Linked DNA regions of Homo sapiens: region 1 is linked to region 2. The links are chromatin loops, found by intact Hi-C in ENCODE. Cell type or tissue: breast epithelium. All regions are shown on one strand. Links, peaks and the distances in the headings refer to the core of each region. The heading gives the core; the rest is flanking DNA. Region 1 overlaps PRKG1 (protein kinase cGMP-dependent 1). Region 2 overlaps PRKG1 (protein kinase cGMP-dependent 1).

What was found. Hi-C counts contacts between places; a loop is a spot of excess contacts. Peaks named below come from ENCODE experiments on the same cell type or tissue, not always from the same donor. Only the 100,000 strongest peaks of a DNase experiment are listed, where the experiment ranks them.
Region 1: a loop joins it to region 2, with 13 times the contacts of the local background. A loop is called at or near these places in 1 of 110 quality-filtered maps.

What each region holds. Positions count from the first base shown.
Region 1 is chr10:51,519,157-51,535,124 of GRCh38, reverse strand. The region is part of intron 3 of PRKG1 (protein kinase cGMP-dependent 1); the gene reads right to left. Among named protein-coding and RNA genes, the nearest start is that of CSTF2T, 170 kb to the left of the region's middle. In breast epithelium, for the core only: no CTCF peak of the experiment used is centred there; no DNase peak of the experiment used is centred there; H3K4me3 peaks cover 842 bases; H3K27ac peaks cover 726 bases.
Region 2 is chr10:51,707,573-51,723,540 of GRCh38, reverse strand. The region is part of intron 3 of PRKG1 (protein kinase cGMP-dependent 1); the gene reads right to left. Among named protein-coding and RNA genes, the nearest start is that of CSTF2T, 16 kb to the right of the region's middle. RefSeq lists an enhancer at 13,765-14,265. In breast epithelium, for the core only: no CTCF peak of the experiment used is centred there; no DNase peak of the experiment used is centred there.

The DNA.
Region 1 (15,968 bases), core at 4,638-9,637, 190 kb after region 2:
TAAAATAGATTGACTATACACACCACACTCAAGTCTCAAAGGCATACTTCCAAAGTACCCCTATCCTTTCCCAAAAAACTTCTATTTTTCTGTGATAATTCATATTCATAAAGGGTACATCAATTATTTTTTAAAATATTGACAAAAACCAGATAACTACTTTTTTTGCTTGTTGGTTGGCATGATATTGATTTACAGAGATCTATGTATAATAAAGTGAGCAATATACCATTCAAACCAAGTTTTATTCTGAAGGGGTAAATATATTAAATCAAGAAAAACCTGTAATATATTTCACCAATCCTCCTAGATAAAATTAGTTATTCACTTCTTCACTACTTATTTTTAAAATAAATACATTTTTTCTTGTCATTCTTGGCTATTTTATCACACAATAGCAACCATGAACCATGATCTGGGCAGAACTGCCTTTCTTTCTTTCTTTTTTTTTTTTTTTTGAGACAGAGTCTCGCTCTGTTGCCCAGGCTGGAGTGCAGTGGCGTGATCTCGGCTCACTGCAAGCTCTGCCTCCTGGGTTCACGCCATTCTCCTGTCTCAGCTCCCGAGTAGCTGGGACTACAGGAGCCCGCCACCTCGCCCGGCTAATGTTTTGTATTTTTAGGAGAGACGAGGTTTCACCATGTTAGCCAGGATGGTCTCGATCTCCTGACCTCATGATCCGCCTGCCTCAGCCTCCCAAAGTGCTGGGATTACAGGTGTGAGCCACCGCGCCCAGCCCAGAGCCGCCTTTCATTTTCATTTTCTCCTTGTTGAATATTGGCAATTTCTCATTATGCAAAATATCTTTTGCATTTAATAGACAAGCAATTAGTCATGAAATTGAGTTTGTAAGTTTATTGATTGTATATTTTAATAACCAGAAACATCACTTTGTTCATATACATTAATGAACAAATACACCTGCACAATTACAACTTTAATTGGGTATTGGAAATCCCTTTTAATAATCCCCTTCTCAGTCTTATTCATAAGGGATTTTATGAGCCTACTAGGATTGTAGACTTCTGCCTTCTCTTTTCTTTCTTTGGCCCAAATCCTATTTCCTTGATCTTCCTAAGCATAAATTTTACCCAACTTTGGATTATATGGAAGATCATCCGAGTTTGAATCATGCTTTTCCTTTCCCGTAGCTTTGTGACTTTGGACAAATCATTTCCCATCTCTTGCCCTTAGTTCTCTCATCTGTGAAATATCACGGTTAAGCTAGATAAAATTGGCAATTCTTGTAACCTTCCGATTCTAAGACAGAACAACTTTTCTAAGACTGTTTTCCAGCAATAATTTACAGGTTTTCACCCACAACTGGAAGCTCTCCTGGTGAAAAATTGTAAAGTTCCAATTAAAAGTAAATTAAGAGTTTTCAGCTTTGCTTTAAAGATACATGGATACCCTTGGCTCCAGAATATATAATAAATGATTTTATAAAATATTCAGTTTGTTTGAGGAAGTGGTAAATGTTTGAAAACTGGCTTTTTTTTTTTTTTTTAAAGCTTTTAGTTGAATTGTTCGCTGATTTCTGTGACATAAATACTCCCACCATGGCTAATTTCAAGCTGTCAGCACAATGTCACTGAAAACTGAACACGAAATTAAGTTGATATCAGGTGCAGAATTGGTAAACTGTTACAAGCAAGTTCAGGCCATCACTGAAGACAATCAATGCTTGAGGGTCAGGGACTTAGTTCCAGTACTACCTCTAGTTTTATGTGAGATTTTAGGCAAATTATCTGATCTTTTCAGACTCTTGCTTCATCTACCAAATAGAGGAAAGCAGTTGTTCTATCTTCTGTGGCTATAACAGATGTAAAAGAATTGTGAAAAAGTTAAATTCCTTGCCAAATGCAAAACTACTATTACTTTTATTGAAAGGAAAAATCCATATTTGATAAATGCATTTAAAAATAACTTTTAATAAACTAAAGTTTCAATTGTACTGATTAACTTTCCATTGCAAGAAATAGAAATCCACTGAGGCTAACTCAAGTAAATTCAACAGAAGAAAATTAGTCATTTCTGTGTCATTTGAGAACATGAAAGCCTCACAGGTTGAGGTCAGTCATATTTTCTCGGAACTGTCAGGTTCTCCATCTTTGGCTTTCCTCAGTCTTTTCTTTCTATGCTCATACATTAGGTCATTGCTAATAAATAGGTTTCTTGCCCCCAAGCTATCCTGCTCATCAATACCCAATCATGGACTCTCAAATTTGAAAAAAAGAGAGAGGATAAAGAAAGGGAGAAGGGGAGAGGGGAAAGAGGGAGAAGGAGAGAGAGATATTGATTTAGGTGGTTGTCCACTTAATAAAGTCAATAAATTTGGGAAAAGTGTATATCCCTGACTCAAACAGGAATGGCCAGGGATAAGATCCTCAGGGGTCAAAGAGCTGCCTTATGTGGTTATAGCAACCACAGAAATAACATTGACCAACTACTGGATGCTACTTCTGTGAAGCCACTGGTGTTTTTGTGAAGTCAAGAGCTGTTTGTCAGTAATGAGAAATCCAGAGAAAAACTTAATTAGCACTAGCTTTTCCTGGTGGCCATATAATGTCCCTTGAGATTCAGCTGAGGCATGACTGCTGATTTAAAAACTCACTAAGATATTAAAATAATGTAAAATGATACAGTAAAATAATGTAAATTCACTTGGAAATCACATCAGGAGTTGGAATGAAAGGGAATCACGCTTTCATGAAGTCCCATACTTCAGGGAAGTCAAATGATATAGCTGAAACAGACCGGAAAATTGTATATGGAGTATTTTCACAAGAGTCAGGGATGTGAGAAGCTGCAGATTCATAACAAGTAGTGTCACCTGAAATAATAGTATCTTTATGTCTCAAGCCTTGTTAGCACTTTATAAACCACAACCCACTGAAACAATAGTCGCCTATAGATAGCGTATGAACTAAGGTGTGACAATAAGAGCTGTCAACCAGTTGAAAAAGCTCTCCAAGCTCCTGCTGCAGCTTTAACTTCCCTCACTGAGAGAGGTAACAGGTAGCTCAAGAAACAAACAAGAAAGTAGACAAGTGAGACATACTCTGCTAACATAGTGAGCAAAATTGAGATGAACTGGTTTTTGTAAAAGTACATTCTTTCTAGCAGACTGGGACTAGCAGAAATCGAGTGTCCTGACTGTCATTTTTTTAAAAAAATTCTTTGGCAGGGCACGGTAGCTCATGCCTGTAATTCCAGCACTTTGGGAGGCCAAGGCGGGCAAATCACGAGGTCAGGGGTTCAAGACCAGCCTGGTCAACATGGTAAAACCCCGTGTCTACTAAAAATACAAAAATTAGCCGGGCACAGTGTCGGGAGCCTGTAATCCCAGCTACTCAGGAGGCTGAGGCAGGAGAATCACTCGAACCCAGGAGGTGGAGGTTGCAGTGAGCTGAGATTGTGCCATTGCACTCCAGCCTGGAGGACAAGAGTGAGACGGTCTCAAAAAAAAAAAAAAAAAAAAAAAAAAGAATTCTTTTTGTAGTCCGAAACAATGTCTCTATTCACAAAGGTTAAACTTGAAGGACTTTGACAAGTGGCAACTTTGCTCTAGTATAAAAATATATACATTACATTAAATATAGAGTTTAAAATAATAGGTCAGTTTGAAAAGGGTGAAGGTCTCTATTTTTTATTCCAGGTATTCTTATTTCTGCAGAGTGAAACCACACATGAGATTCAATGAAGCAGAAATTCTACAACCGGAGCTTCAGTATTATGTACCTATTATGTTCAGTGTTTTATTTTGTTACTTAATGAATACAGTTATACAGTGCCATGAAAATGCTGATTGTTACCGTCAAGATTATCTTAAAAAGTTACCATAGTTCCTTTAAATTTGTGACTTTTACAAGCTTATTGCATACTTCAATTTAAAGGCAAACAAAAAGGAAGGAGTAAAACCATTGAGGGCTATAATAGGACCATTTACAAGGCAGATGCTCAACAGCAGTAATTGTGATTTTTGTGATCTATATTGATTTTTATACTGAGGAGTAAAATTGAAAACCATTATGGAGGTTTCAATTTTGTGCTATTAACCTATGTTTTTCTCCTCTTTGTATTTATGATTTCTTCTTACCCCCATTCCATCAGAAAATTGGCCCTGTGCTCACTGACTCAACGGAGAGATCTGGCAGGACAGAAAATAGAAATTTATTGCAATTCACTCTGGCTTTGTGTTTCCAAACCCCGGGCCCATAAGGAGATTTAGAGCACTTACAGAACTGGTAAGAGAAACAGAATCAGCACAGAGAACAAACATCTTCAACAAAAACACATGGGAAAAAGGGTTTCCCATCAGACAAAAGGAAATTTCTTGGGGTGGGTGGAAGGTCGTGTGTGAGAAGAGAGGGACGGTTCTTGGCAGGCTGTGTGGGCTTCCTGGCAGCCTCACTGGAGATGGAAAAGTTTGTGTGATGCATTAAGGCACATGGGACCCAGGCAAAATATCAACAAAGGATTCTGTGTCTTCAATATGGAAAATAAAGAGCAAAAGGCATTGGTGACCATGATGACGGTCACCTCAGTTGAAACTCATATGGGCAAATGGCTCCAATACAAAATGTGGAAAATAGGAGATTTAATAACAAGAGTGTGATTTGGAATAGCCTGGCAGGATAGGTAGGTGCTTGAGACAAAGTTGAATTCTGTTATGGAAAATTAAGTTAGTGAGCACTATGTTTGCCCACCCGAGAGTTGCAGAACACTATTTGCTCTCTGCTTAATAATATATATATCTGCTATATGAAGAAAAGCTGAAGTGATATTTCTTCCTTTAATAATTTTAAAATAGGAAATCAACAACATGCTTACAAAATGCTAACATTGTTTAGATACCAGGAAAATTGCAAACATCTGGGAAACCTGATAAATAATGATATTCTTATGAGACATACATGATTTGAAAGGTCAGTACATTTGATAAACTACTTGAAAATATGTATCTGGACACATAAAGCTTAAATTTTTTCTTATGCAAACTATAGAAAAATGCTATGATTCTAAGGATGCATGAAAAAGTAATACCAATATTATGTGGAAGAGGAAGTACTAAAAAATAATGCAAACTGAATAGCCAGTCAGCAATTGCTTCCAGACTAGTTAAAAAAGAGAGCAAGCATCTCCAGGCTACTTAAAAAAGAAAGCAGGCTAGGAGGAGACAAGAATAATTACAATTAATTAAATCAATAAAGACTTGTTTCATAATGTCATTAGATTGGAATTATAAAGTGACAAACTCCGCTACAATAACCATCCCTTACATTTAAATAGAGCTTTATAAAGTGCTTTTACATATGAGGTCTGTTTAAATCTTCATAATTTGATGAAGTATATAGGACAGCTATATAAACAAATAACTAAGATAATTTCAGTAGTGATACTGCTCTGAAGAAAAATAAGAGGACTGAGGAGCGTGTGTGTGTGTGTCTGTATTGCTATTTCAGTGAGGGGGGTCAGGAAAGAAAGAAGTGACATTTGTGCAGAAACCTGAGTGCTAAGTGGAATGAGTGATTTGCCATGCAAAGACACAACAAAAGAGTGTTTTGGAAAGGAAGGCAAGTATATTACCAAGGATTGGAAAGATGGGGAGTCTGGCTATAAAGAAGTGAGCAGGTGAGCGGTAGGTGACATTGTTAGAGAGTCTTTAGGAAGAGCATCTTAGGTAAAATTCAGGAGTGTGTATTTCCATATGAGCCTGATGATAAGTCACTGAAGAGCTTCAAGCAATGAACAAAATCTGAATTAATTTTTTTAAATGTGACTGGGGCTGCAGTATGGATAAAATGCCTGTAAGATGGTTAGAGTGGAATGAAAGACATCAATGCAATAGTGTAGGTCAGAGAGACTTAGGCCTTGAATAGGTTGGTATCATGGAGGTGACGAATTGTAGCTGGATTTGGGATAGATTTTGAAGGTCAAGTCAACAGGATTTGTTGGTGTATTGGACATGGGAGGTGAGGGAAATAAGTAAAGTCAGGAAATAGTGGTGCCATCTACTGAGATAGAAGAGATTTGGAGGTTGTGGACAAACTAAAAATCTTCTTAGTTTCTGAATTTTCTTAGAAATTCTAAGAATTTTCTTAGAATTTGAAAGTTCAGGATAGCTACTATCCTGCCTTTGCATGTTAATTCCTGTGCATTTAGGAGAAACACTCTCAGAACTTTTATGGATTTTAATCAGTAGGTATGACCTGTTTGGAGAATTCCCTTATTTCCATTTACATTGGGGACAAGATATGTGGAACTATTGTTTCAAGGCTTCTAATTATTCTCTTGAATGCTCTCTAGTTGATTGATTGACTTCTGAGTTACTTTCTAAGGGTTAGGAATCCTCTACCTGGGGCTGTCCTCTGCATGGTTAATGCAGTAACTCACATGGGCTTACTTAATTAGCCCTCTGCAAGAGTTATGCCACCCCCTGTCTTCCCCCCACCCCGAGAAGAAAGGATAGCTGTGCCTGTTTAAACTTTGAAGGCCTTTTCTCTTGCACAGAGGAACTCGGGATTCACCTCTGAATTTGTTTTTTTTTTTTGCTGTACTGAATGTAATTTAGAAAAACTATGACAGGAAACAGGAAACCTAATGTTCCACTTAAGCTAAGTGATTTTCCTTCAAAAGAAGATAGACAGTCTTAAAATATGCCCTACCAACTTTTCTTTAAAATAATTCTTCCTTTGGGGAAAAAAGTGTATTTAGACAGATTTTTCCCAGTCATCAGCATGCTGTCTTCACATTTTGCCATATTCACACATTATTTTTACTTAATGTTTTCTTACAATCAACTGACTTTCTAATATTCAAATGAACATTTTAACCAGAACTTTTACATAACTACCACAAATGAAAAATCAGGATTATTTGTTATGAGAGGAGGTACTGATTAAAATAAACACAATGAGATTAGTGGCTCTAGCTCACTGTTGTGGTGGGTTTTCCTTGTTTGAGCAGAGTGACTCTTTTATCTCTAGATGATTTTGAAAGCTTCTCCGTAATGACATTTGCTCCCATGAGCTTAGAAGTATCTTTTGAAATTGGATGATAGGGAATATTTCAAAGCACGGCAAGCTATAAACCACCACGCTGTGGGTTTCCTAACACCAACTTCCAAGGTTTTAATGGTCAGTATATCACAACTGGGAAACACTGAATCATAAACTCTTCAAGTCACAACCCGAGAAGGAGCTAAATTCATAGTATGATCACTTTACAGATGAATTTTAGTATTGGCTATCTCTGCATTTACTTAACTAGGGAGATATTTGCCGGGAGTTGTTTGAAATACAAGCTTAAAGACCTCTTTCAAACAGAAATAACTCTTCTTAGAGAAAAGGAAACAAAAGACTTTGTATAACTCTACTGCTATCTTTGCTAGGATCTAAATTACAATTCCCGGGAACTTTGGCATGAATGTTTAGTTAAAGAGACTTTAAAGCGCTAGAAAATTGAATCGCTCTATAACGTCTAGAACACTTTTCTATGTATATTGTTTTGCTGAACGATAAGATAAAGTATCACATTTTACTCTACGCATTTTAACAAACTCATAGTTAGCAAGTCTTACTCATATACTTTTTTTTCCCCTTGAAATAGACTTTTATCCTTCTCTAACAATTTATTCATTCCTATATATGCTTCAAAATCCAGCTCAGCTCATTTCCACTGTTTTTGTTTTTGTTTTTTCTTTTTAGTACTCTTGTAGCACCTAATGTCTAGACAGATAATTTGACAATTTGATTATCTAGTTTAATTATTTGTACATGTTTACATTTTATCATCTCAAATCTAATATTATGGCTGCATAATATCTATGTTATTATATATACAGAATTATATTTTATTATAATATAGAATGTTTGCTCCTTTATTCTTTTTCGTTATTCATTTAGAGTATCTCATACAATCATTCCTCAGCTATGTCTTTATAAAGTCATATGTTTCACCTTTGCCATAGGATAAAAAATCAAAAGAAATATAATATCCTGTGACACATTAAAATTATGTGAAATTCAAATTCTAGTTTTATTGGGAACACAGCCACGTTTCTTCATGTATGTATTTTCTATGGCTCCTTTTGTCTAAAATGGCAGTTTGGAGTAGTTCCAACAGAGGCTATCTGTTTTACAAAACCTACAATTTTTACTATTTGGTCCTTCTAGCAAAAGTTTGCCAACTCCTGGCTCCAAAGAGCATGGAGGAGGTGAAACATAATTATATTCCCACTAGATGACAAGGGCAATATGGTAATAAGGGTCTAATGTACAGAGAAGTCCTTCACAGTACAGAACACCTGAAAATGCTGGATAAAAGAATATTTTTTAGAAAGCATGGCCGAGCTGGTAGGAGAGAAAGAAAACATCTGAAGGTCAGAAATGAGGAGTAGGTATAAGGAGACACTGGAGCTGGTGTTTTTACAGAGGGTGTTAGCTAAATAAAATGAGATTTTTAAAAAAGTTTTAAAATAGCAGACCACCTAATCTAGAGTCATACATGTATGTGATAAAACTGTAAAAAGCTAGGAACTTCTTATTAAATTTTTTAAAAATGATTACCTCAGAGTAGGAGATTAGGGAAGGGTACATTGGAAAACTCAAAAGTCTTGGTAGACTCAGAAATCTTTATCAGTTCTGCCCCAATACAAATAAAGTGTGAACCACGACAAATGTGAACCATATATATTAGGTTGGTGCAAAAGTAACTGCAGGTTTTAGCGCTGCTTTTAATGGCAAATACCATGATCACTTTTGCACTAATCTAAGTAGAATTTTCTACTAACCAAATTTTTAAAGCTAAATTTATTTTAATAATATATTTAACTCAATATATACAAATATTATCATTCAACATCTAACAAATACAAAAATTATTATGAGATCCTTTATATTCTTTTCTTGGTACTGAATCTTCAAAATTGGATTTGTATGTTTTTCTTATAGCACCCCTCAATTAAAGCTAATCACATTTTAAATGTTTAATAGTAGCGAAGTGACTGGGCATGGTGGCTCACACCTGTAATCCTAGCACTTTGGGAGGCCAAGGCAGGTAGATCATCTGAAGTCAGGAGTTCGAGATCAGCCTGGCCAACATGGCAAAACCCCATCTCTACTAAAAATACAAAAATTAGCTGGACATGAGTAGCTGTAATCCTAGCTACTCAGGAGGCTGAAGCAGTAGAATCGCTTGAACTTGGGAGGAGGAGATTGCAGTGAGCTGAGGTCATGCCACTGGGCTCCAGCCTGGGTGACAGAATGAGACTGCATCTCAAAAAAAAAAAAAAGTGCTAAGAGTGATGGCTACTCTACTTGGATAGTACATTTTTAAACATTAAGGTTGGTGGTAGGTATATGGGAGTTTATTTTATCATTTCATAAGCTGCACATTTCTTTTCTTTTTTTTCTTTTTATTTTTTGAGACAGAGTCTCACTCTGTTGCCCAGGCTGGAGGGCAGTGGTGCAATCTCAGATCACTGCAAGCTCTGCCTCCTGGGTTCACGCCATTCTCCTGCCTCAGCCTCCCGAGTAGCCGGGACTACAGGCCCCCGCCACCACACCCGGCTAATTTTTTGTATTTTTAGTAGAGACAAGGTTTCACCATGTTAGTCAGGATGGTCTCGATTTCCTGACCTCGTGATCTGCCTGCCTCGACCTCCCAAAGTGCTGGGATTACAGGCGTGAGCCACTGCACCCGGCTGCATTTCTTATTTATTGCATGCACGCCATATTATTTTGAAGTGCAAGGGAAGATACCTTAACATTTAGAGCCTACTTTCAAATAAACACGTTCTTGTTCTCTAAAATTCTAGATGTTAAGGTTTTCCTTCCTTCCTTCCTTCCTTTTTTTCCTTCCTTCCCTTTCTTCTTTTCTTTCCTTCCCTTTCTTCTTTTCTTTCCTTCCCTTTCTTCTCTTCCTCCTCCTACTCTCCCTCCTCCTCTTCCTTCTCTTCCTCCTCCTCCTCCTTCTCTCTCTCTCTCTGTCTCTGTCTCTCTCGTGTGCACATGCACCACATTCTCTCATCCTTTGTGTGATGTGCTTTATACTGATTATAGGTGATTCAGATATGTTTCTTGAATCTGCTTAAAGCCCTTAGGGAACATTGTTCTTGTTTACTTGGCACAAAACAAATTCAATTAAATATGAACCTATTTTCTCCCATTTAATGACATTATTTTAAATAGGCATTCTTGAAAAAACTGTTCATTAAAAATGTAATTGGAAAACAAAAGTTAATGGTTGAAAAATAACGAGCAGCTTTTGTGTGAGCCTTCGTACCAAAAAAGTATTTTAAGTAGGAATCTGTTAAGAGAAAACATAGTGTTAGTATATTGAGCATAGTCAAAGCACTTCCTTTATCATCCCTATTCATTTTAGACTCACCTTCTACAAATGTTTATACATCACCCACACTTGTGAGGAAACATACACAGGGGCAGAAATGGCAGAATGGAATTGTGGGCTTAAATCAGAGGTCAGCAAAACATGGCCGTGGGACAACTCCAGTAACTTGCCTGTGTTTGTATGGCACAAGAGCTAAGGATAAATTGTACATGTATTAGATGGCTGAAAAAAATCAAAAGAATAATGCCCTGTGACACACAAAAATTATGTAAAATTGAAATTTCACTTTTATTGCTACACAGACATACCCCTTCATTTATGTATTATCTATGGTGTTTTTGTCCAAGAATGGCAGTTTTGAATAGTTCCAACAGAGACTACTACAAAACCTACAGTTTTTACTATTTGGTCCTTTTAGCAAAAGTTTGCCAACCCCTGGCTTAAATCACCATTTTTCCCAGATGATGATCAGTTTCCTGTATAATGACTGCATTGGTTCATTCTCAGATTGCCATAAACAAATACGTGAGATTGCATAATAAAGAAAAGATGTTTAATTGACTCATGGTTCCACAGGCTGTACAGGAACATGACAGCCTCAGCTTCTGAGGGGGCCTCAGAGCTTTTACCCATGGTGGAATGCAAAGCAGAAGCAGGAGTCTTCTATAGCAGGAGCAAGGACAAGAAAGAGAACCAGGGGAGAGGTGCCACAAACTTCTAAACAACCAGACCTCTTGAGAACTCACTATCACGAGAACAGCCCAGAGAGGATGATGCTAAACCATTCATAAAGGATGCACCCCCATAATGCAATCACCCGCCAGGCCCCATCTCCAGCTTTGGGGATTATACTTGGTTACGAAATTTGGGTGGGCATATAGATCCAAACCATATCAATTATCAAATTAAAAACATGACATAAATGTTTAAACTATGGAAATCATTATTAGAAGACAATTGCAAAGTGATCATTGTGTGTTATGTGTGTTTATTTTCCACTTTAATGCTTTGAGCTAATAACATGCATCTCAGATTTGCCCAATTTAGAGAAAGCAGAGGCCAGATCTGATGGCAGTTCTGCTTTGTCAGTAGTTTTAGCTATGTCCATAATCTTAAGAGAGACAGAGCCTCTAGGGGCCTCTGTTGGTCTATAAAACAAATAAGGATAAAGTTAGATTGTCACCATGATCCTTTCTAGTTTTATAACTAATTATGGAGAAAATTTGTTAAGAGAGAAACAGTAAAAAATATTATCCTAGAGACACTGAAGTTAACTAGGTCATAACTAGGTCATGAAGCACTGGGCTTCATGTTTGTAGACTTTGTCAACAACTTAACAAATTTGCTGTATGTTCAATGAGATAATGTATTGGAGGACTGCTTAGTATGGACTAACCAACTTAAATAGAAAATACATTTCCTGAGCTGAACTGCAAAAATCATGGACACAGCCATCTTATTACCGTTCTCATGGACTCACAGAGATTGAGGTAGAGAAGTCACTGTTTTGACAAGTAGAGATGCTCCCCAAGCAAGCACAGGGTCCCTTGACAAAATGACTGCAGAATTGTTGCCATGTTGATTGAAATGCTGAATCTCACCCTCTGATTCCTAACATTGCTATTTTAAAGACATCTAAGCAACTGCCATGTTAAAAAAAAAATCATCTTCAACCTCGCAGTATCTGGTGTTGCATAATCTGAAGAAATCCTAACACCGTGGACAGAGTTACCGGACAAAACTGTTCAGAAATATTTCACAATAAGGACATTGTTTTGAATATTCAAATGTATCAATAAAGGATAGGATCACTTAAATAAGACTGTAAGGACCCAAGTAATTTGTTGTCTCCCTTGGTTTTTAATAAATACAGTAATAATCTAAAAGCCTTCACACCTTAAGAGCATTAAAGTCTCTAAGTAAATAATATGAGTAAGAATGTATCATCTTAGCAACAACACATTTCAGAATTGCCTATGATTGACACTGACATAATATTCTTTAAAAAAAAGCAGGTAGATTTTTCATTGTACCAATATTTTGTTTGGAGATGAGGCTAAAGGAAATGATTTCAATCAATTAAAGTGAAATCTCAGACTTAAACTGATTCACAATGAACACATTTTTATTATTTTCACCTGATTTCTACACACCCTCATTCACATACACCCCTCACTGTCCCCAAAACATCATTTAAGAAGGAAGTATTTGAACATGATGAAAATGTTAAAGATGGTAGCAAAGGCCACACAAAATTATTAATATATACTTGGAAGAATCAGACTGAGTTATTCTTATCTCACCAGACTGCTTTCTTCTTAATCTAATTCCCACAATGAAGGTGGAAAATCAATTTCATTACCAAGCAACGTCTTCAATCACAGCCCTCTAAACTATTCAAAAGCAAAGTTAAATTTTCTCTGCTATTTTATGATTGGTCTGCCTGAATACCTATGTGATGGTTGTAAAGTTTTGTTGGGAAAAAGGAAAAGGAAATACTCCCAATTTGGGAAAATGTGTCAAACACAAAACATGATCATATTCTACATGGTCTTCAATGTCATATTAACATTTCCCAAAGCTTAATGGTTATATACTAATGTGAAATTTAAATATTTCCCGGAATTACTCATTGCCCTAGACCTACAGAATTAACAAATACAGCCATGAATTCTTCTGATCTTTTTAAAAGCAGTGGATCCAACTAGGAATATCTGAAAATAATAATCCAAAAAGGGATTGAAAATTCCTTTCTCTTAAGGCTCAATTTGTTGGCTATAAGCTGATTTTTCTGACTCCCATGCTGTATTAGAAGTATATTAATTAAATGATTACAAAGAAAAAAGAAGTTGTGGCATTTTGCATATTAAAGTGCCCTAAAGGATTTCACAGCCTTATGTTAAATGCAGAAGAGTATAAAAAGAGAAACTTAAAAAAATTATTCACACGACTTTCATTTACAGTACTGAAATGACTAATTACGTGCCAAGTTCTATTTATAGACAATTCTTCTTCATGAAGCTCAAAGTATTTTATAGATCTCTCTAATTGATCTTTGCCACTTTACAGATGCTAAAGCTATTTGTACAATTAGAATTCTCATGGAAAAAAATTAAAGGCAAAGAGAAGTGAACTAAATCAGCTGAGTAAAGGTTAAAGCTTAGTTCAGAAGTGTTATTTTCCCTTGGCTACGTTCTGTATTGTTTTAAAGTGTATTTTGGGCCAGTAGAGAGTAGACTCAGTGCTTAATCCTAGGTATTTTCAGCAATTAATTTTAAATACAACTCATGTGGCCCAACAGTTTAGTCAAAATCCAATGCACAAAATTTAACAGCCTTCACCTTTCATATAAATCACAGGGTTGAAAGGCATTTTTGGGAACATTTATTTTCTTAGTTTATTTTCAATTATTTATTTACTATATAGTAAGTAACTGCTATGTGTCGGACAATATTCTAGGCACTGTAGTTTTTTGTTTTTTTGAGACAGAGTCTCGCTCTGTCACCCAGACTGGAAACTGGAGTGGCACAATCTTTCCTCACTGCAACCTCCGCCTCCTGGGTTCAAGCGATTCTCCTGCCTCGGCCTCCTTGAGTAGCTGGGACTACAGGCACATGCCACCACTCTCAGCTAATTTTTGTATTTTTAGTAGAGACAGGGTTTCCCCATGTTGGCCAGGCTGGTTTTGAACCCCGACCTAGGTGATCCACCCGCCTTGGCCTCCCAGTGCTGGGATTACAGGCGTGAGCCACCATGCCCAGGAGGCACTGCAGTTTTAATAATCAGCAAACCAAGTGCGGTCCTTCCTTATACACACTGAGCTTCTGATTAAAACCTCCTTAAACTAGCCTAAGTTGAAATATCTTCCCCTAATTTTATATATGTCTAAAGAAGACTGCATGTTTTTCATAAGTAATACATCCAAGTACTAACCACTTTCAATGTACAGAAAATTCTTCCATGTATGACATAATTCATTCTACAATTCCCTCTAATTCTTTTTGCCGGCTATTTCATGAATATGAAAAACATGAGGTCAATATGCAAAAATCATTCATAGGATTGTAGAGTATTATCTATATTATTTAATTTATTTCCAACTTTCTTTTCTTTGGATACCAGGTTTCCTCTAGCTATCATTGTGAATTTCTAGATAATCTGGGAGTTTTGCTTGGGTTTTAATCATATCAATTATTTGTTCATCTAAAAATGTTTATTATGCATTTTTGTGTCAGGCACTCTGCTAGACATTGATGATAACTGTATACAGTACAGACTGCCCTGCGTTCCTCATGCAATTTACAGACTGGCGTAGTGATTGTTTCTCCCATGTTGATGAAATTTAGAGATTAATTTATACTTTATATAATCTAGAGTCTTCATTCTATTTTACATTCATTATCCTATATAATTTAAATATACATATAATATATAAAAATATGTAATATGTATTGCAAAAGCCAACTATTTAATTTAATATATATTTCATATATATGCATATATATAACTCTATATGTATATCCATATATGTATATACACAATATACATTTAATTTGTATATATTATATAAATAATGTAGTATTAAAAATTCAGTACAGTGTCTCACTAGTGACTTGTCTAAATCTATGTTAACCAAGATATTGGAGTTCTTTAGGCTCAAAAGATTTTACCATTAGTTTGAGAATGAACTACTCCTTACCAGGATTTGTTAATATAGTAGGCAAGTCATTTGACTTCTCTGGATATCAACTAAATCATCTATAAATATAGCATGCACCTTATAGGTTTGTTGTAAAAATTAAATGAGATAGTTAAATACTAAGTGCCTAGAACAGAGTAGAAATACAGTAACTGGTAAATTTCCTGTTTCTTTCTGAGATAAGATTACAGCCAGCTGTGAACTCATCTAGTCATTGTATCATCTGGGTCAGGTTTCTGCTAATTTAGCTGTCGCATGAAGTAGAATGTCCCAGTTCAGGAAAAAAATAAAAGAAAGGTGATTGAGTTATTTTTGAATAGCTGGTTTTGCTGTTCCTATATAAATGATGACAATAGGTACACTAAACTTTCAGGGGATGAGATCATACTTAAGAATTTAGAAAATATATAATGAGATGCCTCAGGATTCAAGTTAATAAGAGAATGAGCAGCATTCTACTCTCATGAGTAAAAATATTGCTCGACTTGGAGAATTTAATTGAGATTATTTTTATTTTATTGAGTAATGAAAAGTTTTCTTTAAATAAATCTAAAATTCTGGCCCAGATTTCCCCCCTCATGTTTTTTTCCAAGTGTTTCTCAAAATGTAAGAAAGTTCTTAGATTTGTTGTACCTTAAGAGGAGAAGATGGAATAGAACAAAATGGAATGAGTTTTCAGTCCTGGTTTTGCCATTTACTAATTGCATGATTTCAGCAAGTTATCCCAAATTTTTGAGACTTGGCTCTATAAAATATGGGAAATATCTACCTTACTTATAGGTTGTTGAAAAGGTTAAATGAGAATGTAATTACAGCAGTCACCATTGGGTTCCTGGTTCTATAGCAGGCACTAAAAATAATCACTCTTCTACCTCTTATAATATTATTTATTTAGAAAAAATGCCACATATCAAAT
Region 2 (15,968 bases), core at 3,810-8,809:
CACCCATCAACCTTTCATCTATATTAGGCATTTCTCCTAATGCTATCCCTCCCCTAGCCTCCTACCCACTGACAGGCCCTGTTGTGTGATGTTCTCTTCCCTGTGTTCATGTGCTCTTGTTGTTCAATTCCCACTTATGAGTGAGAACATGTGGTGTTTGGTTTTCTATTCGTGTATTAGTTTGCTGAGAATGATGGTTTCCAGCTTCATCCATGTCCCTGCAAAAGACATGAACTCGTCCTTTTTATGGCTGCATAGTATTCCATGGTGTATATGTGCCACATTTTCTTTATCCAGTCTATCATTCATGGGCATTTGGGTTGATTCCAAGTCTTTCTTATTGTGAACAGTGCTGCAATAAACTCAATTAATCAGGATTATTATAATACCTTGACATATCTACCTTTCAGACAGAAAGTGGTATGGTGACCACTTATGACAAAAACATCAAATTCAGTTTAAACAGGTTAACATAATTTTCTCAATAACAAAAGAAGATAAAAGAGCCAAAACCTGATGTTATCATACTTTCATGAAAGAAAACTTCTAAACAAAGGGCTGGATGAGCCACAGAGAACACGTTCATTTGGGTAAATCCTTCCACTTGGAGAGAGATCAAGTAGGCAGAAGAATTCTACCTGTTTATTTTACATGGATTATGAACTTTTCTGCGAGACTGAGATTTAACATTTAATCAGTCCTTTAGCAGTGAGATAACTCTCTCTTGTATCTATAAATGCTTTTATAATCCTTGACTATCAACATTGAAAAATGTAGATAGAATTCTAAATATAAATATATGTATTTGTATGCTTTCTTACTGCTCTACTTGTTCCATGAAAACAAACTATGGTTTTCCAGTAAGAATAGATGCCTTAGAGCCAGAGATAAACTAGGTTTAAATGCTTTCTTTGCCATAGAGGTGAAATATTTTGCCTCTCTGAATGTTGGTGTAATACATAAAATAGGCACAGCTCTGTTTAGATCATAAGGTTATTGCAAAAGATGAATAAATTTTCCATGTAAAGACACTTATAAAACAGTAGATACTTAATAAGTATCAACATAATATAAAACAAATAAATATATATATGATAAATAAATATAATCATTCAGGAAGTTCCTTGTGGACAGGAATGGTGTTTTATGTTCTCCATACTAAGTAAGGCACCAGGTATGTTGTCATGCAAATAGAAGGTAAATTGTCCACAGTTTAAATTATAACAATACAAATCACATGAAAGATTTTCAGAAGAAAATTGTGATGGCAAACAGCCATAATTGAAAACTATGTTGTTGTTTTTTTTTTTTTGAGATAGAGTCTTGCTCTGTTGCCCAGGCTGGAGTGCAGTGGCACGATCTCGGCTCACTGCAACCTCCGCCTCCCAGGTTCAAGCAATTCTCTGCCTCAGCCTCCCGAGTAGCTGGGATTACAGGTGCCTACCACCATGCCCAGCTAATTTTTGTGTTTTCAGTAGAGACAAGGTTTCACCATCTTGGCCAGGCTGGTCTTGAACTCCTGACCTCTTGAGCCACCTGCCTCAGCCTCCCAAAGTGCTGGGATTACAGGCGTAAGCCACCGCACCCTGCCTGTAATGAATAATTTAATGTTAAAGTATGAATCCTTCCCTGAAGAAGGCAAGGCAAAAATGCATGTTTATAGCTAAATGGAATTATTAGGCAGTCCCTGGAGAAAATGCATCATGTTAGCGTACATGGTTATAGACTGAAAATTCAGCAAAACATCCATGGTTGATATTTAGAGTTGCCATTTCACACAGGAACATGAAAATATAAGAAAATACCACTGGTTATGATAATAATATCCTCTATACTGCCTGGGCTACACAGCAGATTAAAATATTTAGAAAATATATGCTTATTAATTATATTAGCAGCAAGTGGTATCAGAGAGTGTGAGCCTCGTGCACTAAAGAGAGCCTCCTTATACCTTGTGCTTCCCTTGGAGTAATAGATCCAAGGATAGCTGTTCGGTTTACTGTGGTGAATAACGTGGATTTCCACCGCACTTTTCTACCAAAGATTTCTCTAGTTCTGGCTCTGGCTCTGAAGCAACTGCAAGAAGGCAAGGTTTCTGTTACTGAGGAACATTCTCCAAAATCTACTTCTGGGTTCCACGTAGTTCCTGGTCACCCCTTTGGCCAGTCAATCAAATTCTTTGCCTTGAAGTACATGAGTGCATTTAATAAAACCTATAAAAAAGCCAGCACCAACTAACAGCAAAATAATGTGCTAGGTACTCATTTATTGAATGTTTGCCAATGTTAAGTGTTTTACTTTTTTTTTCTTTTTTTTTTTTTTTTTTTTAATAGGTCTTGCTCTGTCACCCAGAGGCTGGAGTGCAGTGGCATAATCATGGGCTCACTGCAGCCTCAACCTCCCTAGCTCAGGAGATCATCTCACCTCAGCCTTGTAGTTAGCCGGGACTACAGGCACACATCACCATGCCCAGCTAATTGGTTTTTTGTCTATTTTTGTAGAGACAGGGTCTTCCCATGTTGCCCAAACTGGCTTCAAACTCCTGGCCTCAAGAGATCCTCCCACCTCTGCCTCCCAAAAAATTCTGCTTGGATTACAGGTGTGAGCCAACACCCCCAGCCATGTTGTTTTACTAACCATCATCTTATTAGTTAAGTGCTTTAGTAATCAATATCTCAGCAACACCATTTGTATCCACGAGGAACATACCACTCAGAGAGGTCTAGTCATTAACCAAACTCATAACCCACTACCAAGAGAGTATCATTATAACTATTAAGAGTGTGTGTTCTAAAATATTATAATTTAAAGCTCTGCTGTGTCACTTGCTAATTTTGTGGACTTTGGCAAATTTTACACCAACTAGTAAGACCATGTGTCCTGGCTTTCCCAGTTGCACATGTTGTTCCAAGGTAAGTATGCACAGTGCTCCTTTTCTGTTTGGACAATAAATTATAAAGCCATCCCACCCATAAGCATCAGCTTCCCAAAGTGCAGACAAAGGAAAAGCAAAGCACTCTCGTCATAGGAATATTGTTGAGAGTTACTGTGGTGATGACGGTAAAACTCTTCGCACAGGACATGACAGGCTGTAAAAGCCCAGAAAAGTTTTTTTCTTCTATTATTGTTATTAACTAGCAAGATAGTAAGATAGTGAGCATGTTCTGGTGTTTTAAGAGGTGAAAATAACCCTTCCAGGATCTGAAATGACTCAGAATTGGAACTTTTAGGTATGAATGTCTGCATGTGGAGCAACGTGTGTAGGAGGTAAGATGGTAAGATACGAGAAGCTATAATCAGGGAATGAATTATGGAAGGTCCTGTAGGTCAGAATGAAGAGTGTGGTCTCTATTACACTTTAAGGGGGAAGGTAGTGAAGATTTCTGAAATGAGAATTGACATGACTATATCTGTATTTTCGAAAAATAACTCATTACAGTTTCTCTTTTCCCGCCCCTCTCTCCTATTTTCCCTGTGATACCAATTCCATTCAGCCAATCCCCAAATCTTTTCTTGGCTACTTCCAGAACAATTCAAATATGTACCCTTCCCAGCATCTCCCCCATCATCTAAGAGCCTTCTGGGCACAGTTATCATCTCTCATCTGGACCACTCCAGTAGACCTAGCTCCTACTGGGCTCTCTGCTTTCACTCTTGAACCTCAAACTCAGTTTAATCATCACAGAGAAGCTAGAATCCTCTCTTTTATTTGTTTTCTTTTTAAACTTTTCTGGGGATAATTTTAGATTTACAGAAAAGTTCTGAAAGATATTATAGAGAGTTCCTGTATTCCTGTCCCCCAGCTTTCCCAATGTTACCATCATACACAACCCAGGTATGTTTATCAAAGCTGAAAAATGGGTACATCTATATTAACCTAATTACAAACATTATTTAGATTTCACTGTTTTTCCACTAATATCCTTTTTCTGTTTGAGGATTTAATCCAGGATTTTGTGTTGCATTTAACTGTTGTATCTCCTTAGTGTTCTCCAATCTATGACAGTTACACAATCTTTCTTTGATTTTCATTGACTTAACAGTTCTGAGGAACATTAATTAGGTATTTTGTATAATGTCCCTCAATTTGTGTTTGTCTTTTGTTTTCTCATGATTATGAATTTGGGAGATGATTATCACAGAAGTAAAATATCCCTCTTATCAGATCATGTTGGGTAACATTAACCTTCATTACTTGGTACTAGTGGTGTCTCCCAGGTTTCTCCATTATAAAGTTACTGCTTTTTCTCTTTCCATATTCTTGTTCATTGCAAGTGAGTCACTAAAACCTGCCCACACTCAAAGGGCAAGGAATTAAGCTCCACTTCCTCAAGGAGGGAAGATCTATATTTACTGCTTGGAATTTCCCTCTCTCTCTCTCTCTTTTTTTTGAGACAGGATATTGCTCTGTCTCCCAGGCTAGAATGCAGTCTTGCAATCATTTCTCACTGCAATCTTGAACTCCTTGGGCTCAAGTGATGCTCCCTTCTCAGGGGCCTCTTGAGTAGCTAGGACTGCAGGCACTTGCCACCATGCCCAGATAATTTTTAAAATTTTTTGTAGAGATAGTCTTCCTTTGTTATTTAATCTGGTCTCAAACTTCTGGCCTCAGGCCATTCTCCTGCTTAGGCCTCCCAAGGTGCAGAGATTACAGGCATGAGCCACCACACCTGGCCTAGGAATTCTAACTTTTTTTTTTTTTTGCACTCATTAACTATCCTTACTCCACTCCCCACTCCCCTCACCCCTGGCCCCTACTACCCTTCCCAGCCTCTGGTAACCATCCTTCTACTCTCTGTCTCTATGGGTTCAATTGTTTTGATTTTTAGATTCTACAAAGAAGTGAGAACATATGATGTTTGCCTAGGAGTTTATCTGTAAGAAAGATTTGTACTTCCTTCCTCATTTATTTATTTATTCAAACATTTTACTTATATCACTATGATTCATGAATATTTATTCTATAACATGCTTTCAAAGATAGAAATTCTATGTGTCACTTGTTTGCTTAAAATGCCCCAATGGCTACCCTTTAGAAGAAAATCTAAGAAGAAAATCCAAACTCCTTAGCCTTCTGACAAAGCCTATCTAATGCACCTAGCTTGATGCATCTATCTCATATCACTCCTCACTCCCTACTCTCGCCTTCCCCGGCCCACAGTAGCATAGCCACACTGGCCTGGTCTTCACTTGAGCTTGTTGGACTGCTCCCCTGTTCCCACCTCTGGACTTTGCATGAGGTGTTCTCTGCCAGGAATACTCTTATTTCTGGTTTTTATTTAGTACTCAGCTTAGAAGCGACCTTTTCAGAGAAGGCTTTCTTGATCACCTATTCCAAAGTAACCAGTTATTCTTATATTCTTTACATAGTAGCCATTATTGTTATTTTACTATATCAATTTGTTGTTTTTCCCCACCACCAGCACCACTTGAATGTAAACTCTAGGAGAAGACGGGCTTCATTTCACAACACCTAGCGCTCAGAACTATGTCTAGTGCACAAGAAATAATTAAATGTTTAATGAGTGTATACATAAACATGAATGAAGGGGAGGACTAAGAAACCTGAGACAGAAAGATGATTTAGAAAACTATTATAATGTAATAATCAAGGCAGAAACCAATGAAGACCTAAATTTCATAGAAGACTTGTAATGTGCTGTCTGTGCTGTTGATGATAAGTTCATTATTTCTTTTTTTTTTTTTTTTGAGACAGAGTCTCGCTCTGTCGCCCAGGCTGGAGTGCAGTGGCATAATCTCAGCTCAGTGGAAGCTCCGCCTCCCGGGTTCACGCCATTCTCCAGCCTCAGCCTCCTGAATAGCTGGGACTACAGGCACATGCCACCATGCCCGGCTAACTTTTTCATATTTTTAGTAGAGACAGGGTTTCACCATGTTAGCCAGGATGGTCTCAATCTCCTGACCTTGTGATCTGCCCACCTCAGCCTCCCAAAGTGCTGGGATTACAGGCATGAGCCACAGTACCTGGCCCATTACTTCTCCATTTCTAAAGATGCTTCCCTTCTTACTTGAGGATCATAAATTTCATACTGTAATCTAGGGATGTGCCTGGAGTTAAGCACAAAGCCACCTTTACATTAAATCAGCACAGTGACTAGTTTTCAAAAATAATTAGCTGCCCTCTTGGCTCTGCATCCCCTAGCTTTATTTGACAAATCCTTCCTTTGGTCTCCCAATCAGTTGCCAAAGCTAATTCCCAAACAGTTCCCAAACTGTTGCCTAAGCTGTTACTCAGAGCTCATGTCTACACAGGAACAAAACCAGACAAAAAAGGTGGAGAGAAAGGAGACTGCAAAGAGGGGGAATGTCTGGTATTTGTCTTCCATCTGCTTCCCCAGTCTTAAGTCTTGCTCTGCTCTATTTTCAGACCTGGGTACGTCGACCTGAGGGTGCTTTCACGGCTTCCTTACTGGAAGAACCAGCTGGAATTCCGCTGCCCACCAGTGTGTTCACATTGCCTGCCACTCCCTCCCACCCTCAATCCTGACAAGACTTTTATACTTTGCAAAAAGCAATATTATTGGCTGGGCACAGTGGCTCACGCCTGTAAACCCAGCACTTTGGGAGGTCAAGGCAGGTGGATCACTTGAGGTCAGGAGTTCAAGATCAGCCTGGCCAACATAGTGAAACTCCATCTCTACTAAAAATACAAAAAGTTAGCCAGGCGGGCGTGGTGGCCTGCACCTATAATCCCAGTCACTTGGGAGGCTGAGGCAGGAGAAGAGCTTGAACCCAGCAGGCAGAGGTTGCAGTGAGGTGAGATGGTGTCACTGCACTCTGGCCTGTGCAACAGACAGAGCGAGACTCCATCTCAGAAAAAACAGCAATATTATTAACAAAACTGCCCTACATTCACTTCAAAGGAGGTCAAGAGAGAGACAAAACCAGAAATCAGGCAATGAAGAACTTGTTTTAATTCAATCTTAAGCCCATGTTTGTACGAACCTGGAGGCTAATCTGTATGCTCACTCTGGGAGTGCTGGGTTATTAAGGTAAGTGATCAGGGAACTTATTTCCAGGAAACACTTTAAGTAAAATGTTGTAAAAGACTGTGGACAGATGTTTAGGTCCCAGAACACCAGGTACTTCAGAGGTCTTGGGGTACATGACTGTCCAGATACCTGGGCTTAATTTTGAGACATGGATTTTAGAATGGCAGAGAATGTTATGTTTGACTGTAAGCCTAGATGAAGACACTCAAATATCCTCCAGTACAATTATCAAAAACAGGGGTGACGGACTGTAAACTAAAAGAGCCAGGTTTCGGCTTGATAGCCAAATAAAAGATGTAATTGCTTTTGGAAGCTGTGTGAGGTCAATTCTCTCCCACTCCCCACAAGAGCAGCAGATAGGAACAGGCAAGAAGCAAGCAGTAGTAGCAGCAGGTGGTAGAAAGAAAGAATGAAGTGTTTCATTTCACCAGGAGAAGGGGTAATAAGGGACCATCACGCTGCAAAGCAAAGAATATGGAACCATTATGATGCTTGACATCCACATAGCAAGAAGCCTCAGCATTTGGGGGAAGTGAGATTTGGGAGGAGAATATAGAACGGCTTGGCATCCTAATAATCCCCATGTCTATGAATGCCTAAGACCCACCCGTCTAATGACAAGCTTGGAAAGGCCTGGGAAAGTAAAGTTCACACAATCACATATAAAAATGTCAACACTTTTGATGGACATCATCAAATTTAGTAATACACATCTAAGTTTTCTAAGAAAAGTTTTCAAACATTTTTTTCATTCTGACTTTCCATATCAGGGCCGTTTACATCATCCCCTTAGATATAAGGCAGGGTGAATCTTGGTGCAATCATAGAAAAATGGCAATATGTCCCCTTTATGTGGGAGGAAGTCAACAGGATAGGAGATCTAGAATAGTAACAATAGTGACAATAATAACTGCTATTTTTAACAGATGTTTATTGCTTAGACTGTTGAATCACCTTCTATTCCATAGAACAGTTACATTTCAGGACACATTAATGCCCTCCACTTGAATATAATCATAGTAATCATGTTCAAATGAAGGGTTTCTCAAAGTGAAGTCTGCATACCCCCTGAGGACTTGATTCCAAATGTTCATTCCAAATGCAGATTCCAGGGCTCTCTGTCCAGAGTTTTATTTAACCTGCCTAGAGGACACCCAGGTATCTTCATTCTATTGAGTTCCTATAGAGATTTCTGACACATGCTAATTAGATTAAGAAATCTTGCATAATTTGTAAATTTGTTTATATATGAAGCTTGAAAAACAGTAGAAAAATGAAATCTAAGTTGTATATAATGAAATGCTTTTGTGGAGTGAGGTGATGAGGAACACAGGGTAAATAAAGTCTAACAATAAATAAAAGCATATCACAAAAAACCAAACCTCCCTATTATCCCATCTTCCAGTCTTCTTACACACAGGAAACTATTATTAGTGTCTTAGATATCCTTTGAGAAATACTTTATGAATATACCAATGAACAGCTCATATATATATATGCACATCCCACGGGGGGAAATAAAAAAAGAATAGTGGCATACGGTAACACTGTCCTGTCCCTTGCTCTTTTTCATTAAATATATTTATAAGAGATAATTTCATAAGAACACATAGAGATTACTCTCATTTTTAAAATAGTTGCATGTAATTCTCTAATAAAGGATACATTTTTATGACATACAGCTCTAATAAATATAATTCACTTATCTAATTCACTGTTAATATATATTTAGGTTGTTTCCTGCATTTCGTGAGTACAAACAATGAATGATACCTTCCAACCTTTCAAAACTACTGCTCCAAGTGATGATAAGGAGAAGGATAAATCAGTCTTTCAGTGACCACAGGAAAGTGTCATGGCCATTGGGTGACATATCTGACATTCTCTGGAATGGCTGGTACATACTGTAGTACACAAAAATTTTGACCTACCACATCCCTCCATCTTCCTCTTTAGGTCATTTCTTTGCCTTCTACATCTCTTCCTTCTATCTTTCAAGATATAAAGGAACTTTTTCTCTCCTAAAATTCTACCCCTTTAAACTACCCATCTTTCTTTCATTCTACTATTTTCGTTGTCATAAATGTGCCTTAAGTCTCCCACCTGATTGAAGGTTGCTGCAGGACAGTAGCTCATGCCTCTCCCATGGTGTTTACATGGAGTTTGTAGACACTCTTTCCCTCTCTACAAAGAGAACTATGGTCATCCAATATGGTAAGCCCTATATAAGTGTAAAAAATAAAAGCAATAGGCCGGGAGCAGTGGCTCACGCCTGTAATCCCAGCACTTTGGGAGGCCGAGGTGGGCGGATCACGAGGTCAGGATATGGAGACCAGCCTGCCAACACAGTGAAACCCCGTCTCTACTAAAAATACAAAAAATTAACCGGGCTTGGTGGCGGGCGCCTGTAGTCCCAGCTACTCGGGAGGCTGAGGCAGGAGAATGGCGCAAACCTGGGAGGCGGAGCTTGCGGTGAGCCGAGATCATGCCACTGCACTCCAGTCTGGGCAACAGAGTGAGACTCCGTCTCAAAAAAATAAAAATAAGAATAAAAATAAAAAATAAATAAAAACAACAGTGAACACTGATCTACTGAATTAAAATAGCTCTTTTAGATTCTAAATAACATCTGGGATTCTAAATAATGTTTGGATGCCTTTTTCTTAAAAGATATTAGAAACCATATAATTATATTGCTGCCCTGTCTGACCCAATACTAATACACTAAACACAATCACTTGCATTACATAAACTTATGGAAGCCTGAGGTGTGCATCATGTTTTAGAGTCTGCAAAAGACTTCCATAGTTCTAAAGCTAGGAAATGTTCAATCCATCTTAATACTCTATTTAAAAATAATGCCTTTTGAACATCTAAACATGAAATCTGCTGTTTTACGTGTTTTTCTTTACCAAAGAATCATATATATCTTATTCCACATATATTTCTTTCTTTTGAATGACAGTGTAAATGTAAAACAGCTTAAATTAATAGCTACCTCTTCTGCTTTACTTTTCCCCTATGTGAAATAACTTAGAGTTGGTAGGCACTCTGTTTTAATAAGGAAGCAACCATCAAAAATTAGAAAAGAATTCAACACAATAAATTTTCTTGGCAAAATAATATATTAGCTAAATGGTTTTTATTAAATCACCTGTTCAACTGGCCTCTGGTTTAAGTGCTATACAATAAATGACAAAATAACCCTTTGCAAAAAATTTTCAGTATTCTGTCATGTAGTTACAGATTTCAGAATTTTTTCCTGTCAGTTTTATGCTGCATTTCTTTACAAAACTGACAGGAAGCTGACAAGGCAAGAAAAGTTAGAAAATGTGGCTGCTGGTGAAATTTAATAGAATGTTTCCTTTGGGGGAATAAAACATGTATTCTAAGTGCAGAAAAATATAAAGCAGAACTTTTAGGAGTTAATGATTTTCCTTAATGAAACCGCTGACAGTTATATTCCAGCTCTGGCTTTTACTTGCTGTATAACCCTGGGAAAATTAGTTACCCTAACTGTGCCTCAGTTTTCTCATCCATCAAAAAAAAAAACCCTCATAGAGTTATTGTGTAGGTAGAATGAGCAGTTATGTGTAAAACACTTAGCATGGGATGGCATTGTAATTCTAATAATAATTGTTTGGATTCACATGGCTGTCTTATGTGAGGATGAGGATTAAATAATTCGAGGCAGGTGGATCATGAGGTCAGGAGATCGAGACCATCCTGGCTAACATGGTGAAACCCCGTCTCTACTAAAAATACAAAAAATTAGCCGGGCGTGGTGGCGGGCGCCTATAGTCCCAGCTACTCCGGAGGCTGAGGCAGGAGAATAGCGTGAACCTGGGAGGCAGAGATTGCAGTGAGCCGAGACTGCGCCACTGCACTCCAGCCTGGGCGACTGAGCGAGACTCCGTCTCAAAAAAAAAAAAAAAAAAAAAAAAAAAGGAATAATATTTTAGAGTCAACATTTATAAAAAAGACAGAGTTGTATAATGATACTGCTATATATTAAATCTTCAATTTTCCAAATAGTGTTGCAAATAAGCATCAAAACTTGACAATAACTGTAATAGATAAACGTCAATAGAGTTTAGAACACACTTCCCCAAAATATGGCACCTTGGCAGTTGAGAAAACAGCAGAAACAGGAAGATCACTCTCACCTTCTCTGGACCTTTCTTTCTGGAACCATGTCATAAAATCTAGTAAGGACTTTCTGATCTTCCCCTGAAGCAAGTCATAAGACCATGTAAGAGGTGCCCTCTCTATACTCAGAGGAAAGGAGACACAGAGGTGCCAAGAAGAAACTGAACAAACAGGCTTTGCTAAGTTTCCCCCAGTTTACTATGGTTAGATCACAAACTTTTGTCCTCCTTTCATATTTCTCCATGACTATCCAATCTTCATCAAACTTAGCATAAAATTACACATGTTTGCCAGTTTCTTCAGGTCTTCATTTCCTTATGAAGGCTCCTGTATCATATAAAACTTACAGTCATTAAATTTATACGCTTTCCTCTGCTTCATCTGTTTATTATAGAAACCTCAGCCATGAATGCAGAATGGGTGAGGAAAATATATTTTTCCTTCCCTACAATGTATATGGAAAGACTATTTAAAGAGAAAAGAAGAAAAGAATGTAAACTCATTACCCCCCTGGTTTATTGCAGTCTTTGCCATTCTGGATCTATCTATTAAAGTGTTTTCTTCTAAGTTCACCCACAGCTCAAACACTCTCCACCAATTTAACTTTTCCAACAATCCATCTTATCTGGTTTCTCACCCAACCACCCACAATCACTGACAGCTTCCTCCTACACACAGGAAAAGTGCTGGTGTCTTCCAAAGGAAGTAGACAAAAAATGCTACAGCTTTGAGATAAACAATCAGAATTGCCTTGGAGCCATGAGGAGGGAACTAAAGGCAAGACAACTTCAGTTTCGTATGGTGCAATTCTTTCTAGAAGAATATAACTCTCCTCTACCTAGACAACAGGAAGCATACACACTTATATTTTCAGTAAAAGAAGGAGGTCAGAAAGTAATGGACATAGTGGGCAACAATTATAGAAACAGGAGAAAGAGAAAAAATTAGGAGACTGTATATGAAAAAGAAAGGTCAGGCCAGGCGCAGTGGCTCACGCCTGTAATCCTAGCACTTTGGGAGCCCGAGGCGGGTCGATCACGAGGTCATGAGATCGAGACCATCCTGGCTAACACGATGAACCCTGTCTCTATTAAAAATACAAAAAATTAGCCAGGCGTGGTGGCGGGCGCCTGTAGTCCTAGCTATTCAGGAGGCTGAGACAGGAGAATGGCATGAACCCGGGAGGCAGAGCTTGCAGTGAGCCAAGATTGCACCACTGCACTCCAGCCTGGGTGACAGAGCGAGACTCCATCTCAAAAAAAATTAAAAAGGTCAGCTTAGGAAGCAAAGTTCTCAAATAACATAATTAACACAGCTAGTCACTGACCAGCCCAAAAGGGGAATTGTAAGTCTTTCACGTCTTTAAAAAAGAAAACCCCACTGGCTGGGCGCAGTGGCTCATACCTGTAATCACAGCACCTTCGGGAGGCCGAGATGGGAGGCTTGCTTGAGGCCACGAGTTCGAGACCCTGGCTAACATAGGGAGACCCCCATCTCTATTAACAAAAAGGAAAATTAAATAAAAATATTTCCCGCCCCCCCCAAAACAGGACGATATATCATGGCATCAACAGGCACATTGACTCTACTGTCCCCGGTTAGCAAGTTATCATGCTTCACTTTTGAGAAGAAACTGATAGCATCATTTGCTTAAAGCACAATGATATTTAAATTTAATCGTAGTCATTTAAGTAATAAACTTGGTTCTATGTTTACTTATGTGGTACTTAAATTTGTTCTCAAGAAATTACGCTTTAAGGTTAACGTTTAAGAACTCTGGTCGTGAAAGGACCATTAGCTGCTCAATGAATCAATGGCCTGGCAACAATGTACTATCCATAGAGCAGGCTTGCCTGAAGCTTCTGCTTCTAGATGAAGGGGTGTGTGAGGAGCTGTTAGTGTTATGCTGACTTTGAGTGGAATGCCACTATAAATCATAATCCCTATCTTCAGTATGTACAGGTAGATAGAATTCGGGGACAGTGCTTTTCTCAGTAATAAAGAAAAAAAAAATCTTTCATCTTGAACCTCAGAAAGAGGGTCAATGGATGAACAGCAGTTACATTTTCATTTTCTATATACCTCTCAGGAAATCAAACAAATCAAAAAATGCATTTGGAAGCTGTCTGCTCAAATCGTCTATTCTCTATCTTGTCTGACAGAAGGGAAACTCCTTGCAGGCACAGCTGTTCTGCCAGAGACTCAAATCTGAGCACCATAAATCCTCAGTGTAAGTTCAAGAGAAAGGCTAATGATAAAGTTTCCTGTGAAAGTACTACTGAAAAGAGAAGTCACATTTTCGTTCACATTTAAACTCCCATATTGTTCAACTGTGTGCCTACCTTCCACAGAGTATATACTCAGTATTTATAAAATACATGCTGATATATATAAAATTCAACATTTAGTTGAATAATGAGTATCCTAGCTTTAGTATCCTAAAGCATTGTCAAACCCTTGCTGCTACGAAATGTGTCAGGTAAGTTTCCTTCCTGGTGGGGATGCAAACACTTTCCTTCCCTCCCTCATCTCTGCCTCCCCATTTGCAGACACCTGCTGTCAGGAGGATTTCCCAGAACCTCTCCTCCCTGTGGAAGTCCTGCTGATAAGAATGAAGACCTGCAACTATTACCCAGTCCTGGGACCTTGGCAGCAAACTCCAGACCACTTGGCAGCAAACTCCAGACCACTACATGGGCAGAAAAATGTTGGCACTTTCTTTATTCTCCCTGCAGGCATCAGCTTCTCTTTCCTAGACCCCTCAAGGGCTATGGACCAACACAGGCAATTCCATTTTCAAGGCTAACAAAAGGCTGAGCTCTAGAGGAATAGGTCATTTGCACTTCCCTGTTTTCCTGCAGGCACTTGTTTTGTTCCCCAGAGCCAGGATGGAATTGACAAACACCTGGAGGCCAGAGAGAAAAGTTTCTCATTGTACTGCTCTGCAAGAACGTATACACAGCTATTTCAGCATAAATGTCAGATGATAGTGATAAAGATGATAATAACTGAAAGAATTGTTGCTATGATTTTGTCATTAAACTGTCAAGAAAAATGGTCAATATTTTTATATGAAGGATGGAAGAGTTTGATATTTTAAAAGTACAGTGTATTCACCTTCAAGAAGATCACGCATTATATATGGTGGGAACTTTCTAAAAACTGTGAATTGGTGGCTAAACATTCCTCTACTGTTTTATATTAGACCATTTTTCTAACTGGAAGTCCACATTTAAACATTTCTAAGAAAATGATCTATTTTTGGAAATAATGTTTTATGTTTTGTAGAGATTGAGAGAATGATTTAGAGGAAGGTTGTGGACAAACTTTCTCTGGCAGAATGTGCATTGGAAATGGCTGTCTAGCTCAAAACAGCCCTTTTAACTGCTCCCTTCCTTCATAAGAGTAGGTCACCAAAGTATTTTTGGAATTCATGGTCAACCAGGATAGACATTCAGCAGTAACCAGTATGGCTACACCAGTGGTACAGGATGATAGATGCTCCCTCAAGCCCCTCAAGTCAGTCTCCTGACCTCTCCATGACCTGGAAGGTAAAGGAGGTTAACAACTGGCACCGCAAAGGTCTGTAGGCTTCCTCCTGCTCCAGCTGACTACCCGGCCCCAGCAGACATAGACTAGTAAATGGTCTCACTATCACTCTGGCTCCAACCTCTTAACAATGCTGAATTGAATCACAGATACACACCAGAATAAAGCTGGACCTTCAGATTCCCAGTTCCAGAAAACTGGAATGACAATGGACTAGAGAGAGAAATAGGAGATCTGATCCTTCAACAGAGGAAAACCACCACAAATGTACAAAGAGATGCAGCGAAGAGGGAGTGAGGAAGGGAGTGGGAGACAAAGATTTTGAGAGAGAGAGAAAGAGATGGGAATAGAGTATTCTGAATGCCAACAATTACCCATTTTTTCTTTTCCTAGAGGTTACTGCATTACTGCTTGTTACGGAGTCAATTATGTCCCTCAAAATTCATATGTTGAAGCCCTAGCCCACAATGTGACTGTATTTAGAGACAGAGCCTCTAAAGAGATAATTATAATTAAATGAGGTCATACGTGTGGACCCCTCATCTAATACAATGGGTGTTCCTACAGGAAAAGGAAGAGACACCAGAGTGCATGCACACAGCAGGTGACGCGAGGACACTGAGGAGGCAGCCATTTGCAAGCCAAGGAGAGAGGATCAGGAAAAACCTAACCTACTTGCACCTTGATTTTGAACTTCCAGCATGTAGGACTGTAAGAAAATAAATTTCTGTTTAAGTCTGTGGTATTCTAATACAGCAGCCTAGCAGATTAATTTCTGTGGGTTCTGAGAGATAACAAAATGTCATGAAAATAACCACCACTTCCTTTGCTTACCTTGGTTGGAATTGGTTTCTGTACGTGTACCATAAAATGCTAGCTACTACATTCCTATAAACATTAGATTTTAGGTTTTCTAATTTCTAACTCAAGAATCCAGAGTTAGAAGGTAAATTTAAACTGGAATTCTTGACATAATGTTTTTCAAGGATCATTCAACTGTGATAATGAATCTAAAATATATTCTGTTAAACTGACATTTGTTGTTTTCAACAGTCTGAGCCTGGAATCAAATGTTTTCAGAAAGGCCTCTTTCCTGTAACTTGGTACAAATATAGGCACATTCTCAGACCAACCTAGCCTCAGAAGAGATATACTAGCCAAATTTCTGAAGTGAGTGGCAGTTTACACATTTCTCTGAAGTGAGGTGTTGTATTGTTCCGGTCACAGGAAAAAAAAAAAAGATTCATGCGTTGTTCC